4 separate regions of the Homo sapiens genome follow, and all the other regions are linked to region 1. Evidence: chromatin contacts called from ENCODE Hi-C or POLR2A ChIA-PET data. All regions are on one chromosome and are shown on one strand. The core of a region is the stretch at or near the end of the contact, and the rest is flanking DNA. Distances in the headings are between cores, read along the strand shown. Region 1 overlaps CAMK1D (calcium/calmodulin dependent protein kinase ID). Region 2 overlaps CAMK1D (calcium/calmodulin dependent protein kinase ID). Region 3 overlaps CAMK1D (calcium/calmodulin dependent protein kinase ID). Region 4 overlaps CDC123 (cell division cycle 123).

What was found. Hi-C counts contacts between places; a loop is a spot of excess contacts on that map. ChIA-PET counts read pairs that join two places held with the same protein, here RNA polymerase II (POLR2A). Pooled maps may share reads with other maps.
Region 2: a pooled map shows a loop between it and region 1 (2.8-fold over the local background). The contact joins two enhancer-like sites. A Hi-C loop is called at or near these places in 1 of 168 maps with a recorded cell type or tissue (A673), 1 of 37 single-sample maps with no recorded cell type and 4 of 50 pooled maps. POLR2A ChIA-PET finds 5 or more read pairs at or near these places in 4 of 52 experiments (T-cell, activated B cell, activated CD8-positive, alpha-beta T cell and 1 more).
Region 3: a loop to region 1 is called in a pooled map, with 3 times the contacts of the local background. The contact joins two enhancer-like sites. A Hi-C loop is called at or near these places in 3 of 168 maps with a recorded cell type or tissue (CD4-positive, alpha-beta T cell, naive thymus-derived CD4-positive, alpha-beta T cell and transverse colon), 4 of 37 single-sample maps with no recorded cell type and 10 of 50 pooled maps. POLR2A ChIA-PET finds 5 or more read pairs at or near these places in 7 of 52 experiments (CD4-positive, alpha-beta T cell, CD4-positive, alpha-beta memory T cell, IMR-90 and 4 more).
Region 4: a pooled map shows a loop between it and region 1 (2.8-fold over the local background). The contact joins two enhancer-like sites. A Hi-C loop is called at or near these places in 2 of 50 pooled maps. POLR2A ChIA-PET finds 5 or more read pairs at or near these places in 3 of 52 experiments (IMR-90, T-cell and activated naive CD4-positive, alpha-beta T cell).

What each region holds. Positions count from the first base shown.
Region 1 is chr10:12,364,475-12,367,775 of GRCh38, reverse strand. The region is part of intron 1 of CAMK1D (calcium/calmodulin dependent protein kinase ID); the gene reads right to left. Among named protein-coding and RNA genes, the nearest start is that of CAMK1D, 17 kb to the right of the region's middle. Within about 2 kb of position 1,660, at least 4 of the 41 ENCODE cell types and tissues checked have a DNase peak (open chromatin) inside an H3K27ac peak, as active enhancers do.
Region 2 is chr10:12,530,274-12,533,276 of GRCh38, reverse strand. The region is part of intron 1 of CAMK1D (calcium/calmodulin dependent protein kinase ID); the gene reads right to left. Among named protein-coding and RNA genes, the nearest start is that of MIR4480, 47 kb to the left of the region's middle. Within about 2 kb of position 1,721, at least 4 of the 41 ENCODE cell types and tissues checked have a DNase peak (open chromatin) inside an H3K27ac peak, as active enhancers do.
Region 3 is chr10:12,593,002-12,595,909 of GRCh38, reverse strand. All of the region lies in intron 2 of CAMK1D (calcium/calmodulin dependent protein kinase ID), which reads right to left. Among named protein-coding and RNA genes, the nearest start is that of MIR4480, 16 kb to the right of the region's middle. Within about 2 kb of position 1,394, at least 4 of the 41 ENCODE cell types and tissues checked have a DNase peak (open chromatin) inside an H3K27ac peak, as active enhancers do.
Region 4 is chr10:12,212,977-12,216,136 of GRCh38, reverse strand. CDC123 (cell division cycle 123) reads right to left here. Exons shown (of 13, transcript NM_006023.3): 5 at 302-397. Among named protein-coding and RNA genes, the nearest start is that of CDC123, 18 kb to the right of the region's middle. Within about 2 kb of position 1,261, at least 7 of the 41 ENCODE cell types and tissues checked have a DNase peak (open chromatin) inside an H3K27ac peak, as active enhancers do.

The sequences.
Region 1 (3,301 bases), core at 411-2,910:
ACAGACGCCCCCATCACTTGCAGTACTGCCTGAGCTCCACCTCCCGTTCAGTCAGCGGTGGCATTAGAGTCTCATCAGAACACAAGCCCTGTTGTGAACTGTGCGCACCAGGGATCTAGGTTGTGTGCTCCTTATGAGAATCTAATGCCTGAGGAGCCCTCACTGTCTCCCATCACCCCCAGGTGGCTTGCAGGAAAACAAGCACAGGGCCTCGCACTGATTCTACATTACGGTGAGTTGTAGAATTATTTCATTATATTTTAATATAATAATAGGAATAAATAAATAATAGGAATAAATATAATAATAGGTAATAATAATAGGAATAAAGTACACAATAAATGTAATATGCTTGAATCATCCTGAAACCATCCCCCCACCCCTCGTCCATGGAAAAATTGTCTTCCACGAAACTGATCCCTGGTGCCAAAAAGATTGAGGACCACTGATCTAACCTCAAGAATTTCCAAAGACTGTGTTCTGAAGAGGGGTTGGCTTCAAGGTTTAGGGCATCTGCAGCTTAGCAGAAAGCAGGACTGTGCATGTAACAGTGTTTATTTTATGTCATGAAGCAACTAAGAAGCTGGCTTCCTGTGTCTTACTCTAAGCAGGGAGAGTCAGCCACACTTGGATATGAATATTTTTTATCCCCTTTTTCTCACAAGTATAATTAGCTCTCTGGAAGTCTGTGGCGTCAGGTCTCATCTTGGCGACAGGATCTGTCCCGCTGCTGATTCTGGGGATGTGTTTAGAAGTGGTCATGAGGATAGAGATGGGGACCATGAGAATAAGCCAAGCAAGGCCATCACCACCATCACTGCCAAGCTACACGAATTACTGACAAACTTCAAGTCTGACACCCACTGTGCTCACGAAGACTCTATCTTATAGGGGATAAAGCCGCCCCTATATCCACAGCCAATGCACAGTGACTCAGGCACACCACCTAGTAAAATACTGAAATACCTCCAGTGAGTCTAGATCCACAGCCCCACCTCCACAGGTCCAGCTCCACCACTAATCTCTGGGGTCTCTCCCTAGATCTGCCACCCACCCCGCAGAATGACTGACTGCCCAGGATCCATCCAGCCAATGATTGACTCTTCTTTTTTTTTTTAAGACATAGTCTCGCTGTGTCACCCAGGCTGGAGTGCAGTCACGCAATCTCAGCTCACTGCAACCCCCACCTCCTAGGTTCAAGCGATTCTCCTGCCTCAGCCTCCCGAGTAGCCAGGATTACAGGCATGCGCTACCAGGCCTGGCTAATTTTTTTTTTTATTTTTAGTAGACATGGGGTTTCACTATGTTGGCCAGGCTCGTCTCAAACTCCTGTCCTCAAGTGATTCACCCACCTTGGCCTGCCAAAGTGCTAGGATTACAGGTGTGAGCCACTGAGCCCAGCCCAACAACTGATTCTTACTGTCTTCTTTATATTCTTCCAAATTTTTCAAATTCTCTACAAGGATGGCATGTTGCTGTTCTAATTTTAAGTTCTTCTTAGGGTACCATCACTTAAAAACCGAAAATGAAAACAATACAACAACACTGAAATAGAGCCAAAGAAAACAGACTATGAAACTTTGGGGTTTGTGTTGGTAACTTTCAGATTCAAGATCAACATATGACCCAACTTCTACAGGAAGCCTGCCCAAAAGATAACAGCTATGTTTCAAGAGGTGAATGTGACACTGACACTGAGGAGAAGGAAACGTGTTTTTTTGAGACGGAGTCTCATTCTGTCACCCAGACTGGAGTGCATTGGTGCGATCTCTGCTCACTGCAGCCTCCGGCTCCCAGGTTCCAGGGATTCTCCCACCTCAGCCTCCCGAGTAGCTGGGATTACAGGCATGTGCCACCACGCCCAGCTAATTTTTTTGTATTTTTTAGTAGAGGCAGGGTTTCACCATGTTGGCCAGACTGGTCTCGAACTCCTGACTTCAACTGATTGGTCCACCTCAGCCTCCCAAAGTGCTGGGATTACAGGCGTGAGCCACCCCAGCCAGCACAGAAGGAAACATTTTTAAAGCTATAATCTTTAGGCCGGGCGTGGTGGCTTACACCTGTAATCCCAGCACTTTGGGAGGCCGAGGCAGGCAGATCACGAGGTCAGCAGATCGAGACCATCCTGGCTAACACGGTGAAACCCTGTCTCTACTAAAAATACAAAAAATTAGCCGGGCATGGTGGCAAGCGCCTGTAGTCCCAGCTACTCGGGAGGCTGAGGCAGGAGAATGGCGTGAACCTGGGAGGCGGAGCTTGCAGTGAGCCGAGATTGCGCCACTGCACTCCAGCCTGGGCGACAGAGCGAGACACTGTATCAAAACAAAAACAAAAACAAAAAAAGCTATAACCTTTGCAACATCATAATTGCTCCTGTATGGATTAATGTGAGGTCTTTACTATAATATATACCAAGCAGCACACATTCTTATCTCATTTGGGATCTATAAAAAGTCCATAACGTAAGCAGGTGTCATTATCCCCATTTGACAAACAAGGTCATCAGGACTCAGAGAGGATAGGCCGGCTTGGTGGCTCACACCTGTAATCCCAGAACTTTGGGAGGCTAAGGTGGGTGGATCATTTGAGGTCAGGAATTCAAGACCAGCCCGGCCAACATGGTGAAACCCTGTCTCTATTGAACATACAAAATTAGCCTGGCGTGGTGGTGTATACCTATAATCCCAGCTACTTAGGAGGCTGAGGCAGGAGAATCGCTTGAACCTGGGAGGCAGAGGTTCCAGAGAGTCAAGATCGCACCACTGAACTCCAGCCTGGGTGACAGTGAGACTCCACCTCAAAAAAAAAAAAAGAATCAGAGAGGATAAAACCAAGATTCCATAGTTCTTCACTGGCAGAGCTGGGACTCAAACCCAGACTCCTGACCTCTGCTTCCTTCAGTGGTATGCCACAGCCACCTTCCAGCGACTCCTAAAAGTCTAAGTCAGGAATTTTGCAAGTAGGTTGTTAAACCATGGGGAGCTTGAAATCAGACCAGGTGGGAGTATTCACACCACAGAAATCAGCAAGAGCTACAAATCAGAACTGCCGTCCCACCAAGGCCAGTTTATCAGCACACAACTGACTCCAATGGCCTCCTTCTCTTCCCATACCATAACACATGCATGCACAGAGCGTGAGGTTTTGCTTTTTTTTTTAACATCAGTCAGTACTTCTCTATCCCATCAGCTCCACTAACTAGCTTGTTAGCAGCCTGATCAAATGAGAATGATGGCCATGCGTGGTGGCTCAGGCCTGTAATCCTAGTACTTCGGGAGGCCTAGGTGGGCGGATCACCTGA
Region 2 (3,003 bases), core at 472-2,971, 170 kb before region 1:
GCCAATAAACAAAGTGGTGCCGTCAGAAAGGGCAGTCTTTTAACACTGTTTTAATTTTTGTGGGTACACAGTAGGTGTATATATTTATGGGGTAAATGAGATGTTTTGATACAGCATGCAATGCGTAATAATCCCATCATGGAGAATGGGGTACCCATCCCCTCAAGCAATTATCCTTTGTGTTACAAACAATGCAATTATAGTCTTTTATTTTAAAATGTACAATTATTATTGACTTATAGTCACCCTGTGGTGCTATCAAACAGTCTTATTCTATTTTTTGTACCAATTAACCATCCCCACTTCCTACCCACCCCCCTCCCCAACCTTTCGCAGTCTCTAGAAGCCATTCTTCTACTCTCTATCTCCGTGAGTTCGACTGTTTTGCTTTTTAGATCCCACAAATAGGTGAGAACATGCGATGTTTGTCTTTCTGTGCCTGGCTTATTTCACTTAACACGATGATCTCCAGTTCCATCCATGTTGTTGAAAATGACAGGATCGTATTCTTTTTATGGCTGAATAGTACTCCATTGTGTATAGGTACCAGGTTTTCGTTATCCATCCATCTACTGATAGACACTTAAGTTACTTCCAAATCTTGGCTACTGCAAACAGTGCTGCAACTAACACAGGAATGCAAATATCTCTTTGATACACTGATTTCCAGAAAGGTCAATCTTGAAAATAAAAAGATAGGCCGGGCACGGTGGCTCACGCCTGTAATCCCAGCACTTTGGGAGGCCGAGGCGGACGGATCACGAGGTCAGGAGATCGAGACCATCCCGGCTAAAACGGTGAAACCCCGTCTCTACTAAAAATACAAAAAATTAGCCAGGCGTAGTGGCGGGCGCCTGTAGTCCCAGCTACTTGGGAGGCTGAGGCAGGAGAATGGCGTGAACCCAGGAGGCGGAGCTTGCAGTGAGCCGAGATCCCGCCACTGCACTCCAGCCTGGGCGACAGAGCGAGACTCCGTCTCAAAAAAAAAAAAAAGAAAATAAAAAGATAAACAGGACTCTTGTGGCCAAGTGGTCAATATGTATCTTTTGAATAAAGGAATGGAGACAAAGTACCAAATTAAGAAAATTATACATTGTAAATTATAGTTTCCAATTATAAATTTTTCTAATTACAAATAAAAAAATAAGATTTTTCTGTTATAGGAATGATTTAATTGCTCAATAACCTGCCCAGGGAGAGGGCTGTCAACTGGAAATGATGGGCTGGGCTGGCCAAAGCTCTCCCCTGTGCAGTATTTCTAATAAGCCTTTATTGGGAAGAGCCGGGTAAGGGACCTGTTAGAAATTTACTATGAGAGAATTCTCTGATTCCTAGATTATAAATCTTTGTAATTAGAGACAGAAAATCTCCTTTGACTTTACTGTCAATTCCCTAGCCTCATCATTTAGCAGTTATTTGCTGTACCAACCACCCAGGTAGGAAGACCAGCAAAAGCAATTTTTCAGTTTGTGACCAACCCAGAGAGAACATGATGAGAACATTATTGCTTAGAAAACAGAGACAGGCCGGGCGATGTCAGGGGACAGCAGTTTTAAGTCTTATTCCTCAGTTATAATTAGTCTGCATTTTGTACTTCTCATTGGAGCACGCAAGTTAGGCCTCGAAGGAGTGAGCACCATCCCACGCTCTTTCTGTGCAAAATGGGAGGCGTGGTTTGGATCCGTTCCACTGTGATGATTCCCTGGAGTCTCTCCTGCTCCGTGGCAGTTCATGATGGTACACGCTGTAATCATTATGTTTATCATCAGTAACTTGGTTCCAAATAATTGGACTTTGTTCACAGACAGTATGTTTAAGCAAATATGATGCACACAGTAAGGTCCAGGCACTAGAACCTTCTGACGTTGGTAATTTCCACGTGCCCCTGGCAACCATTATCTCATCTCAGGACAGGGCAGAAGGGGGATGAATGCACTCTGGGAAGCCTCTTGGAGCCAGCCTTGCTGTGTGCCTAACTAGGTCCTTAATATATACTACGTATTTCTGAAGACAAACAAGTTATCAGCATATCATCATCAAACTGCGATGGTCTCTCCATGAAAACTCAAAGCAAGAATACTGATGTGAATAAAAACTCTGTGAAGGCATATGCTGCCTGGTTTATTTTCCACAGGAGAAGCCTCACATGTAGGGTCCTTGAAGCCTGTGTTCAAATTAATTGTCTTATCCTGGACAATCTCAACTTTTTTTTTTTTTTTTAAGCAGAGTCTCACCCTGTCTTCCAGGCTAGAGTGCAGTGGCACAATCTTGGCTCACTGCAACCTTCACCTCCCAGAGTTCAAACAATTCTCCTGCCTCAGCCTCCTGAGTAGCTGGGATTACAGGCGCCCGCCATCACACTCGGCTAATTTTTGTATTTTTAGTAGAGACAGGGTTTCACCATGTTGGCCAGGCTGGTCTCGAACTCCTGACCTCAAGTAATTCTCCAACGTCAGCCTCCCAAAGTGCTGGGATTACAGGCGTGAGCCACCACACCCAGCCTAATCTCAACTTCTGATTACCTCAGTCTCTAATTTTAATGATGGAACAGAAAGGAAGGGGTCTGAAAAAGTAATCTGCAAAACTAGTTCTTGGCAGAAACTAGGGGGAACCGCTGCCTCCCCAGACCCCGAGGCCACGGGAAGACCTTCCTGGAATCCCCGTCAATTCTCCAAGATCCCACAAAACATTCCTATAACAGGATTTTCGTACTTCTCCATTGGTTAGACTGCACAAACCAAAACTATTAGCATGTCAATTACCAAGCTGTCTTTTCCCACCAGAATATCTACCATGTTGAATGGCAAGATCACCAACTGTCAGACCTGGATGATGCAGAGATCATCAAGTTCAACCACCTCATTTCCCAGAAAAGGAAACTGAGGCCCAGAAAGGAAGAATGGCTTGCCTAAGACCCAGTTGCTTACAACACTGAGATAATTCAGTCCTGTGCTTTCCCCAAACAAGATATTCATGTCCATCTGAGAGTTCAGCCTGCCTAGG
Region 3 (2,908 bases), core at 145-2,644, 230 kb before region 1:
CATAGTAGGAAGCGATGAGATGCATTCAGAGTTGGCTACACAGCTTTCACAGCCCAGTGCAATACAAAAATGCCAGGCACCTTGTTCAAAAATCAGGAGGAAATACTTTCCCCTTTCTTCTGTGGTCTCTTTATTGACCTGTCATGGTATTTTTAAAATTTGCTATCTAATGTCACGCTTCCTCAGGTGGCAGTGGTCTCTGGGTGGGACCAGAAAGTGGGCAGCTGAACACTCACCCTGGAAACATGGTCAAGGGGTAGGGGACAGAACGGGCTATGGACAGAAGACGCATGGCCCAGAGCACGCACGTTGGACTTGACTTACAAAACGCAAATGCAAAGATACAATCAAGACATTCAAGATGGGCCTGGATCAATCACCCCACCTCAGATGCAAAGGTCCCAGGGACCAGGCCCAAGTTCATGAGCCTAGAATCGGGGGAAGGTGTATTCCACAAGCCAGCAGCATTTTAGTGACTGCCCACATTCTGATAATTCCTCAAGTTCCTAGCTTTAGCAAAAGAAGAATCTCTCCTAAAACCATCCTTTTTTTTTTTTTTTTTTTTTTCAGATGGAGTTTCACTCTTGTTGCCCAGGCCAGAGTGCAATGGTGTGATCTCGGCTCATTGCAACCTCCACCTCCCAGGTGCAAGCGATTCTCCTGCCTCAGCCTCCAGAGTAGCTGGGATTGAAGGCACATGCCACCATGCCTGGCTAATTTTTGTATTTTTAGTAGAGACGGAGTTTCACCATGTTGGCCAGGATGGTATTGAACTCCTGACCTCAGATGATCTGCCCTCTTCAGCCTCCCATAGTGTTGGGATTACAGGCATGAGGCACCACACCTGGTCTCCCCCAGATCACCTTGAAGATCATGCCTGGAACCTCAGCATGGAGTGAGTCTCCTTCCCCGCCTTTCATTGTCAGTGTCAGCACTTGAAATTCTCATCACCCTGTGCTTAAACCAGCTGGAATCATTTCTGCTTTCCGCAAGTGGATCCTGACCTATATAGTCAATTCCTTCCTGCAGCCTGGGCCTGGCTGCAATATGGCTGCCCCACCTACGTCAACCACTTCCTGGGACTTGAACACCGCATGAGGCCGAGCAGATGAGAACCACACGTTCAACCTCCTGGAAACAGTTTCCTGATTTTGTTTTTGTTTATTACCAGAAAAGGAAGTGTCTGAAAACTATGTATTTTCCAGCAGACAAACTGCCTGTAACCTAAACTAGCCTTTAACTTTCCAACCATGGGAAATGTTTCTATATCTGACAGAAACGCTTGAGTTCACTGACTCCCTGAAAGTTTACAGCAGGAAATGAGAAGGGACAGAAACGTAGAGCCCATTGTCATTGGCCCACTTGGTGGGTGGTTCCACATTCTGTCTGACTCTTGGCTGTGGTGGAGGCCGAGTGCTGACAGCCTCAACTGTAAGGCATTCAAAAAGCAAGAAAAATACAAGTGAAATTAACCCATCCCAAAATGTCACTTTGAAATTAGCTGCCTATAAAAACAAGGATCACACCTATAGGCTTAAACGTGGTTGAACAAAACAAACTTGTTTTGTATAAAAGAAATTACCACATCTTGAGATGCTTGGGGTAGGGTTGCTAGGTGGTGCCTGTTATTTTTTCTTGCCCCAAATCACAGCAATGAGAATTTGACATGTCCACTGTTCCTCCCTGTAATGTGGATGTTATCATGCTCTTAAGCTGAGCTCACCTCTTATAATGACAGAACTTCACTCCCATGATTGTGTTATTAGAGTGCAATGGCACGATCTCGGCTCACTGCAACCTCAGCCTCCAAGGCTCAAGTGATTCTCCTGCCTCAGCCTCCCAAGTAGCTGGGATTACAGGCATGTGCCACCACGCCAGGCTAATTTTTTGTATTTAGTAGAGATGGGGTTTCACCACGTTGGTCAGGCTGGTCTCGAACTCCTGACCTCAAGTGATCCACCCACCTCGGCCTCCCAAAGTGCTGAGATTACAGGCGTGAGCCACCGCGCCTGGCCATGTTTTAATGAGAGAAGAAGGCAACGCAACTTCCAATCCAGCACAAAAACTGCCTGACCAAGGGCAGACATTACAAGTTGAGTGGCCCAAGCTTGGGAGGACAGGTAAGTCCAGAAGGAGCTAGATTTAGGAGAGAGGGGAGGAAGGATAAAGGCCACAGGCCACGGGGGATGGTATTTTGTTTATTCACAATTTATTAATTAAAAAAAAATTCCAATAGCTTTTGGGGTACAAGTGGTTTTTGGTTAAAGGGATGAAGTTTATAGTGGTGAATTCTGATTTTTGTTTGTTTGTTTGTTTTTTGAGACGGAGTTTCGCTCTTGTTGCCCAGGCTGGAGTGCAATGGCACAATCTTGGCTCATCGCAACCTCCGCCTCCCGGGTTCAAGTGATTCTCCTGCCTCAGCCTCCAGAGTAGCTGGGATTACAGGTGCCCACCACCATGCCTGGCTAATTTTTGTATTTTCGGTAAAGACAGGGTTTCACCATGTTGACCAGGCTGGTGTTGAACTCCTGACCTCAAGTGATCCACCCGCCTTGGCCTCCCGAAGTGCTGGGATTACAGGCATGAGTCAGCGCAGACAGCCTTGGGTCTTACCTTTAAGAAGCTTCAGTCCAGAGGGAGATTGATCATCATGTAATCATACTGTGCAGAAAAAGTAAAGAGTGCCCTAAAACGGGTTCGTTAAACTACAACTGGCCCACCACCTGTTTTTGTAAATAAAGTTTTACTGGAACTCAGCCCACACATTCATTTACATATCATCTATGGCTGCTTTTAGACTACATCAGACTTGAGTAGTTGCCTATATGGCCTGCAAAGTCTAAAACATTTACTACTGGACCCCTTATAGAAAACATTCACTGACCCCTGGTCTGAAAGAGGAAAATAG
Region 4 (3,160 bases), core at 12-2,511, 150 kb after region 1:
GTTAAACTGAACAGCTGAAGTTTTGAAAAGGGCAGAGTATGAATTTCCTCAGAATTCAAAAACAATCAGCAACACAAGACGTGGAAACTACCTTTTGGCAGAATATACAGTATTTCACAGACCCAGGCAAGTGTATAGCAAAATCCGGAAAGTAAAACAGTAGAGGGAAATTAATAATAAATTCCACAGTATTTTTCCTAGAATTAGGAATATAATTAGACCCTCTGTAGGGATATGAAATGAAATAAACAGCAAAACAAAGAATATTCAAACAGTAAGAGAATTACTTATGTGTTCCTACCCTTGGGGCACTCCAATTAAGCTTAGGAAAGACACTGCCCCCGAGGGAATTGATAGCTTCCTGGACTTTAGTGGCAAACTCAGGAAATTCTGGTGCCTACAGAGAGAGAAGAAATCATTGGGCACGTCAATATCATCACAGTATATATATAAAACAAGATCAAAATCTCAAGGTTATAGTTTAGGGTGTTAAAAACAGAATTTAGAATACAAATTACTATCAGAATTTCTGAACCCAGCTAAATAAAATCAGTGATAAAGTACATTTACCAAAAAGAGAAATAAAATAATCAGCTGCTTAAATGGCATTTTCCAGACAATCAAAGCCTGCAAAGCTGAAATGACACAAGTCACTAGGCTTCTGAGGATGTGAGGAAGGAGTGAATGGTTCTCTGTACACCGACATAAAACCAGCATTCATCAAGAGAAAATAGACAGGTGGAATATCACCTGTAGCAATACTCTAGTTGTCAGAAATAACATCCCTACTTGAAGAGCTAGAAGCCCTTCCACTTGCAGGAAGAGTCTTAGCCATATGGTATTCCCCAAAGCCACGGAGAGAATGAAAAATAAATGATGTGGCAAACTGTATTTAAACACTGCTATTTCCAGACAAGTTTTAAAACAAGCAAAACTCAAAATGTGAACCTTAGTCAAGGTAAAACGTTCTTTCCTGTTTGGATGATTTTTAAAATGCATATTTTATATAAGCTAGTGACCAAAACGTTCTGTGTTTGTTTCGACCCGGAAGTGAATAGAAATACTGCTGTTAAACAGGAACTTAAGCCTGATGTCATTATGTCCTGCCTTGAGCCTAGGTCACTATCACAGGAGCTTATGGACATAAGAAAGAAAAAAAGGTAAGTAAGAGAGGGGGAAGTAGGGCCCTCAAGAGACATAAAAAAACAAAAACATTAACAGATTCTCCACGCAGTCATTAATTTTCATTTATACCCTGTAAAGAGGATTGCTGCCCCCTATCGGGCAACTATAAGTTCTGAAAAAATCCAGTAATCAACTTCTTCCCTAGGAAAAAAAAAAGACAGACTACATCTTGAATTAACTAAACTACACATTCCAAGATGACATCAAATAGTTATGTGGATCCCCAAGATCTAACCCAGCTATGCGAGAGAAAAAACTGTGACAAGAGTCTGAGAAAAGACCAAAGAAATGAGTTTTAAAACATGGTCATATATCCCCCAAAACAAGAAACAGCTTTGAGCAAAAGGCTAGGGAATAAAAACGAGAGCTTAAGGTCCAATTAGGCTGCCTTTCTTTCTGTTACAGATAAATCTGACCTCTAGACTGGTTAATAACTATCTATCTTCCACTAGACGACTTCAGCTTAGATACATGAAATGAGACTAGAGTAATTTAGAGAGGTTTTCAAAATGAACAGCAGCACTGAGTCCTTTATTTTCCATTCATCTCTCCCCATCCAAAGCAATTATGATTTATGTGAGGGCATTTCCTTATAATTGCCTGAAGCGGCTGACTTGGCTCCCCTACCGCTCTAGCCATAAACCCCACTTCTGTGAGATGGGCACTGGCAGTATTTCCTATGAACGGCATTGTTGCACAAACTTTACAACGGGAAAGAATTCAACTTTCAAAGACAAAGCAATTTAATTTTCCTATCCCATAAAGCTTGACATCTAAGGATTACTTTTCATGTATGCCTTTTAAAAGATGTGATCAGTCCCCTCAAATCCTCAAAATTATTCAACTTTAGGATAACCTGCCATAAGAATCCTAAAACAAATTTAAATTATAAAAAGTTTATGCACAGTCTTAAGTGGAAGACTATGTACTGTTTACATACAGCACAACCTTCTAGGTTATCTGTTTTTAGCCAGGTCTGTGAGCTACTTTACAACTTGGCAAATTCTAGGTAAGTGATAGTGACATGAACTAATTCTTACGGACAGGCAATTTCTATCTCATCTGGAAGAGGTCCAATTGTCTTTTCTCCCATACTGCAGGGAGGCAAAACCAGTTTTGCCTCATTTACATACTCATTTCAATATTCCTGATCTAAAAATATATCTTTTCTTTGGATTCTCTTTTGAACCAGTTCTAACAATCTGTCTGGTTCCCTCATGAGTTAAATAACATCTTCAACACGCATTAAAGAGTTTTATATGAGTCATGATTTTACCATTTTCTATAAATTATCTATCAAAATCACGGAACTAACACTGACACAATACAGATCTTATTCAAAATTTGCCAAGTGTCCTAGTAACGTCTTCTACAGAAAAAAAAAAAACTGAAACTTTTTTTCTGGTCCAGGCATCCAGTCTAGCCAGAATCATGGACTAAATCTAGTTGTCAGGTCCCTTTAATCTTCTTCAATCTGTGGCAGTTCCTCTCTCTGTTGTTCTTACCATTTATGACCTTGACGTTTTTGAAAAGTTCAGGGCAACTACTCTATACAATTTCTAAAAGTTGAGTCTGTTGGATGTCTCCTCCCAAGCAGACTCAGGCTGCGCAGCTGTGACAGGTGGTGTCCTTCCCATGCATCGTATCAGGAGGCACACATGACAGGTCTGTCCCATCACTGACAAGGTTAATACTGATCACTTGGCTGCCAGGTCTTTGCATTGTAACATTACTATTTTTCTTTGCGCAAACAGTAAGTAATTTGGGTGAAGATACTTAGAAAAGATGGAACTATCCTCTTTCTCACTGTATATTCACCCACTAATTTTAGCATCTATTCAATCAAATATTATTACAATGGTTGCCAAATAGTAATTCCTAATTCCATCATTCCTACTACATGTATTAGTTAGTGCCTTTAGTACTATAAAGACAAGCTTCCTTTTTTCCCCACTTATTTAATCACTTATGTATG